Linked DNA regions of Homo sapiens: region 2 is linked to region 1. The links are chromatin contacts, found by Hi-C or POLR2A ChIA-PET in ENCODE. All regions are on one chromosome and are shown on one strand. Each heading gives the region's core, a stretch centred on a gene start or an enhancer-like site at or near the end of the contact. The rest is flanking DNA. Distances are from core to core; before and after follow the strand shown. Region 1 has its middle 98 kb from the start of LINC01847. Region 2 has its middle 54 kb from the start of LINC01845.

Region 1 (2,700 bases), core at 90-2,589:
ACATGTACCCTAAAAGTATAGTAATAATAAAATTAAAATAATAACAATAATAATAATAATAATAGGCACATCTCATTTTCTCCATACCCTATTCTTATTCTCTAATCTTGGTGGGTAATAAGTTTTTCAGACACTTCAGTCCTTGCAAATGGATGCAAGGCCTAATATACAGTACACATTTATCCCTAAATGGTGTCCCTATTTTTACAGAAAAGCAAGGCTCAGAGAGATGGCATAACTGATCCAACTGAACTCCTTTTAACATGCTAACCTCTACAGGTAACAAATGCCAGCCAGGACATTAGCAAGAAGCACTGGCTTCTAACCATTTTGGTCATTTAATAGCTATGTAAGCACTGGACTTTTCCAACTTCTGTGAGCCTCTGTTTCTTTCACCTGAAAATTGGGTATAATAATGGCACCTACCTCCCAGGGCTGGTGTAAGTCTCCAATGAGATATACATATGGAAAGCTAAGGACACTGCTTAGCAATAAATGCTCAATAAATATTAGCTGCTACTATTACTATTATTATCCTACTGTAATAGGGTTACTATCATTAGCCTACATTATTACTATTTTATATTACTCTAATTACTATTACTACAGTTCTTATCCTACTGTAATAGAATTCTATCGCTCCTATTTCTTTAATTCTGAGAGAGTCAGGTTGAGATGCTGCCCTAATTATCTGTGTGTTCCCAGTATCCAGCATAACAGATACTAATTTAAACGAGTGAGGGTGTGGGTGGATGGATGGATGGATGGATAGATGAATGGATGGATAGATGAACTGAGACAGGTAGAGAGATGGGATGTAAATAAATGTGTGCTATGGACAGGTGGATAGAGGGGACCTTAAGTAACTTAGTATGTCAAATGCCTGAATAGGAAGGCCGGTAGGTGGTTGGCAGAAGAGTGGACGGGTGGATGAATGATCGAACGGGTGGATGGGTGGGTGGGTGGATGGATGAAAGAGAGGGGTCTTAAGTGACTTAGTGTGAGAGCCTGAATGGCTAACGGTAGAGCAGGTGACTGAATGAGGGGTGGACGGACGCCCAGATGCCTGCTTCCTGGCTTTTCTCCCGCTCTGTCTTCACAGCCTGCCCTTCCTCGGCTCCAAGGCGCCCCCGAGGGGTGAGCTTCCTGGGCGCGCTCCGCAGCGCCCTCCGCCCCTAGCTCGCGGGGAGGGCGTCGCGCGGCTGTTCAGCGGGGCAGCGGCCTAGCGGCGCGGACCTGGGTCTCCTCCCTCGCACCGGGCCGAGCGCCGGGCTCGTCTGCATTGACGTCTGCGGCGGCGGCGGCGGCAGCAGCCGGGCTCTCGGGAGCCTGGGTGAATTATGATGCACATCCACCGCGGCTGCTAAAAAAAGGGCAGTGACTCACCACCGGCCGCGGAAACTTCCACGAGCGCCGGCCGCAAAAAGGCGGGGGCGCCAGGCCAAGGGCGGCTGCGCCCGGGGCGCGCGGCAGCAGCCAGGTGTGTCTCGAAAGCAAAACGGCGAGGACCGTGGCGCGGGGTCGGGCGGGAACCGGAGAGACCTGGGGCCTGCGCCTCGGCTGCTACCGGCCTGGGTTCCACAGCTTGGCGCTCAAAGCCAGCCCTTGCCCGGAAGAAAAAAAAAAAACAGATGTGATGTGGCAGGTGACAAAGGGGAGAGCAATAGCTCATACTCATCGCTCTACTACATGTGCTAAGGTCATAATTCACTTAACCCTCAAAACAGCCCTGAAGGCAGGTCACGTGATTATCCCTGCTTTACAATGGGGATACTAAGGCCAGAGAGAGAAAGGGGCTTGCCAGCGGTGGCAGAGCTCTCAGTATACCCAATAAAATAGTAATGTGGCAGCACTGTGGAATCCCTGCCGTGTGCCCAGGCCTGTGCTGGTGCTACAGAGATGGACAAGAGTGGTCCCGCTGCGAGGAGCTCACCGTATAGCACTCTTTCTGAGATATGTCCAGAAGCATTTACCTGGGGGGACTCAATTCCATCCCCTTCCACCCGACAAATATTTTCGAGCTCTGCTGTGTGCAGAGAACAATGGCAGAGGAGACAGAGGGTTACAAAGGTGACTAAGGCAGCCTTAATTTATTTTTTGTGCATTCACCAAGTAGTTAGTAAGCACCTACCATGTGCCAGGTGAGCGAGGTAACACTGACCTGTCCCAGCTCTCATGGAGCGCACGTTCTAGCAGGGAAGACGGGTAAACAAGGTGTGAGAAACGCTACATTAGGGGGCTGGAGGCACACGCAATACAGCGAAGGAGCACCCAGCCTAACCTAGGCAATCAAAGAAGGTTTCCAGGTGGCAGTAACTTTGAAGCCAAGGCTGGGAAGCTAATTGGAAGTTAAGCATATGGAGAGGAGGTTCGGGAAGAGAGTTTCACTCAGAGAGAACAGCATGTGCCTAACCCCAGAAGTGCCAGAGATCATGACGGGTTTGAAAAACTGAAAAGCATTCAGTATACCTGCAGCAATGGGGGCAAAGGAGGAAAAGTGGAAAACAGGAAGCTGGGAGCGGGTTCACCCCAGGCACCTGTTTGAGGGCTAGCGACTTAGCCAGAGGGCAAACGAGCTAACAGCTCAGACAATAGCCAGCTGCATTTACAAGGACAGAGGGAAATCAGTTCTATTGGTAACAAAGCCGGCAGAATGAATGCCCTACTGGTGGGAAAGGAAGATCAGGGAGAGCTTCCTGG
Region 2 (2,700 bases), core at 179-2,678, 360 kb before region 1:
TCAGCAGGGGTATGTGCCTTCTGAAAGCTCTAGGGGAGGATCTCTTTCCTTGCGCATTCAGGTCGCTGGCAAAATTCATTTCCTCTGGTTGTAGGACTGAGATGTTGTTTCCTTGCTGGCTATCACTGAGGGACATTCCCAGCTTCTAGAGGCCACCCGAATTCCTTGACTCACGCCCAATTCTGCCATCTTCAAAGTCAGAAACTCTTCTTTCCTCTCACCTCTCTGACTCATTTTTAAGGAAACTGACCCCGTTTTTAAGGACTCGTGGTTGGATTAGGCTGTCCTGGGTAATGCGGGATAATCTCAGAGTACTTAACCTTAATCTCATTTGCACAGTCCCCTTTGCTATGTCGTAACATATTCAAAGATTCTGGGGATTAGGTCATGGATATATTTGGAGGGGTTATTATTCTACCTATTGCAGCATCCATTATCACTTTAGAATGGAATGGTTTCTCAGAACAGGCAGTTGTCTGTCTCCCAGCAAAGAGCTCCAGAAAACTAGGCCAATGAAAGGGAAATTTGGATGAAGGCAAGAGAGGTGAGGCACTGGCAGTAAATGTGATGGCAGGCCTGCAAGGGATGCTACAGAAAGAGGTTCCTGGTTTCATGGAATCCAGGTTATTAAAAGAAGAAATATTCACAAATGCCAGGAAAGTTAAATTTCATGTCTCTTACAATTTCCCTTCAGATCAGTTCTGCCAAAGATAAAGCGATCTTCACCTCTGTGAAAAACAGTAATTCCTTTCTCCATGATGTTCATGATTTGGTTGATGGGTTATTGGTTCATCGCTGCAATTATAATTGAAGGACATTGTCTTTGCTGGTTTGGTGAAGCTTCCAGATGTTATTAGAAGGGGTGTTCCTTTAAGCTCACCCAGCATTCTCTCACTTATAGCTGGGCATTAGCTATACAAGAGCTATTTGGTCTCTGAGAGCAAAGGTTCAGCCACTAAGGAAGGACCTGGTGTCCAACGTAGGCCTTTAGATTATTTCTGGAGCTTGTCTCCAGGGCCTAAGAGGTGACTCTGGCAGGACACCATCTGTTTCAACCCTATTTTTTTTCTTCTTTCTGCCTCGGCAATCCTCTTTTTTTCTTTTTCTTCCTTTGTCTCTTCTCTCCTTTCTAGTGTTCTGATGTTTTAGGATCAAAATAATGAAAAAGAATAGAAACCATTTCAACTCAGAAAATAATTCAAAGATGGGAAAAAGGTGTGTACCAAATTCATTGCTCTAATCATTTCTGTTCTGATAAAAGGAGTTTACAGCAAAGGAATAACTTTTCTGTGTCTCTGAGGCTTTGGAAAAACAAGGCATCAAGAAGCTTTGGGGTGTGGTGGGTGTGGTGGGGCAGCCTACTGCTTGTTGAGGTAATGCAAACTAAGGAGAAAGAGGTGTTAGCTTCCTCCGAGGCCAGGGCGTTTTAGGCTGCAGGTAAACCATGGATGTGGTTCTACAGATGTTGCCACAACAGGAAGACAAAATCTCACAGCTAACAGAGGTCACAGCTTTTGGAAACAGTGGTTGCGACACAGAGGAAACTCCCCCTCCCAGCCCTACCCCAAGCACATCCTTGCTTCTCTCAGTCACGCCAGTTACACCAACAGGGGCAGCTCTGGGGAGGACATTTGGAAAATAGTCAAGAGAGGGTGAAACCGCTGGCATGATGTCACCAACAAGAGGCTACCCCCTGGGGAAACCTAACAGGAAAAAGGTAGTTGAGCCAGGAAAAGCCACCAGACCCTTTCTCTTGGCTTGAGGCATCATATACATTTGAATAATAATCAAATTAACAATGTAATATGACTGTTTAGCAACAATGATGTGCTAATCATGGTTTTACATGGATTATCTTTAGTCATTAAATTCTCTACATCCTAGAGATGCGGAAATTGAGAATGAGAGAGGTTATGAGAGCTTTGAAAGGCCACAGAGCATGTGTTGTGGCTGAGATTCAAGCCCAGCTTTACTGATTTTAAAGCTTGTCTTCTCTTTCCCTCCCTTGCTTCCTTTTTTTTTTTTTCAATTTTCTTTCTTGCTTCATGTGCTTTTTTTTTAAAGAAATAAAATGTTACCCCCTCATCGATAATCCCTTTGTGTCTCTGCTGTCTGCCCTGTCCCACCCGCCTGCCATCCTTGCCAGCAGCAGCCTCTCAATTGAGGTTAGAGTTTCTCTCCCACCCTTCATTATGCATGTTCATGGCTATAAACAATCAGTATGCATGTTTTAAAAATTTACGTATATGAGAAAGAGCTTAAAGTATTAATTTACGGAGAAAAAAATACAAATGGCTATTAACCATCAGAAAAGATTCATTAAAAAAAGAGTAATAAAAATTCAAACCACATTGAAGCTGGGTGCAGTGGTGCATTCCTGTAGCCCTAGCTACTTAGGAGGCTGAGGTGGGAGGGCGGCTTGAACCCAGGAGTTAGAGGCCAGCCTGGGTAACACAGTGAGACTCCGTCTCTAAAAAAAAAAAAAAAAAAAAAAATTCACTAAAAAAACCCCCTTCACATTGAGATAGCATTTCAAAAATCTGCCAAATCGGTCCATACCCAAGATTTGATAACAGTGTATAGAAGCGGCTGAGGGAAAGACGCACTTAAACTTTGATTGTGGTGAGTAAACTGGTATAATCTCTGTAGAGGGCAATTTGACAACATATAACAAAAATGCAAATGCACAAATCTAGGTGT

The links. A loop is a pair of places that touch in the nucleus more often than their neighbours do. ChIA-PET counts read pairs that join two places held with the same protein, here RNA polymerase II (POLR2A). Pooled maps may share reads with other maps.
Region 2: a map of natural killer cell shows a loop between it and region 1 (17-fold over the local background). The contact joins two enhancer-like sites. A Hi-C loop is called at or near these places in 2 of 168 maps with a recorded cell type or tissue (naive thymus-derived CD4-positive, alpha-beta T cell and natural killer cell) and 10 of 50 pooled maps. POLR2A ChIA-PET finds 5 or more read pairs at or near these places in 1 of 52 experiments (activated CD4-positive, alpha-beta memory T cell).

What each region holds. Positions count from the first base shown.
Region 1 is chr5:159,772,117-159,774,816 of GRCh38, forward strand. No RefSeq gene overlaps it. Among named protein-coding and RNA genes, the nearest start is that of LINC01847, 98 kb to the right of the region's middle. RefSeq lists enhancers at 921-1,435, 1,357-1,486, 1,436-1,948, 1,597-1,686, 2,364-2,700 and a silencer at 1,137-1,186. Within about 2 kb of position 1,340, at least 20 of the 41 ENCODE cell types and tissues checked have a DNase peak (open chromatin) inside an H3K27ac peak, as active enhancers do.
Region 2 is chr5:159,410,968-159,413,667 of GRCh38, forward strand. No RefSeq gene overlaps it. Among named protein-coding and RNA genes, the nearest start is that of LINC01845, 54 kb to the right of the region's middle. Within about 2 kb of position 1,429, at least 2 of the 41 ENCODE cell types and tissues checked have a DNase peak (open chromatin) inside an H3K27ac peak, as active enhancers do.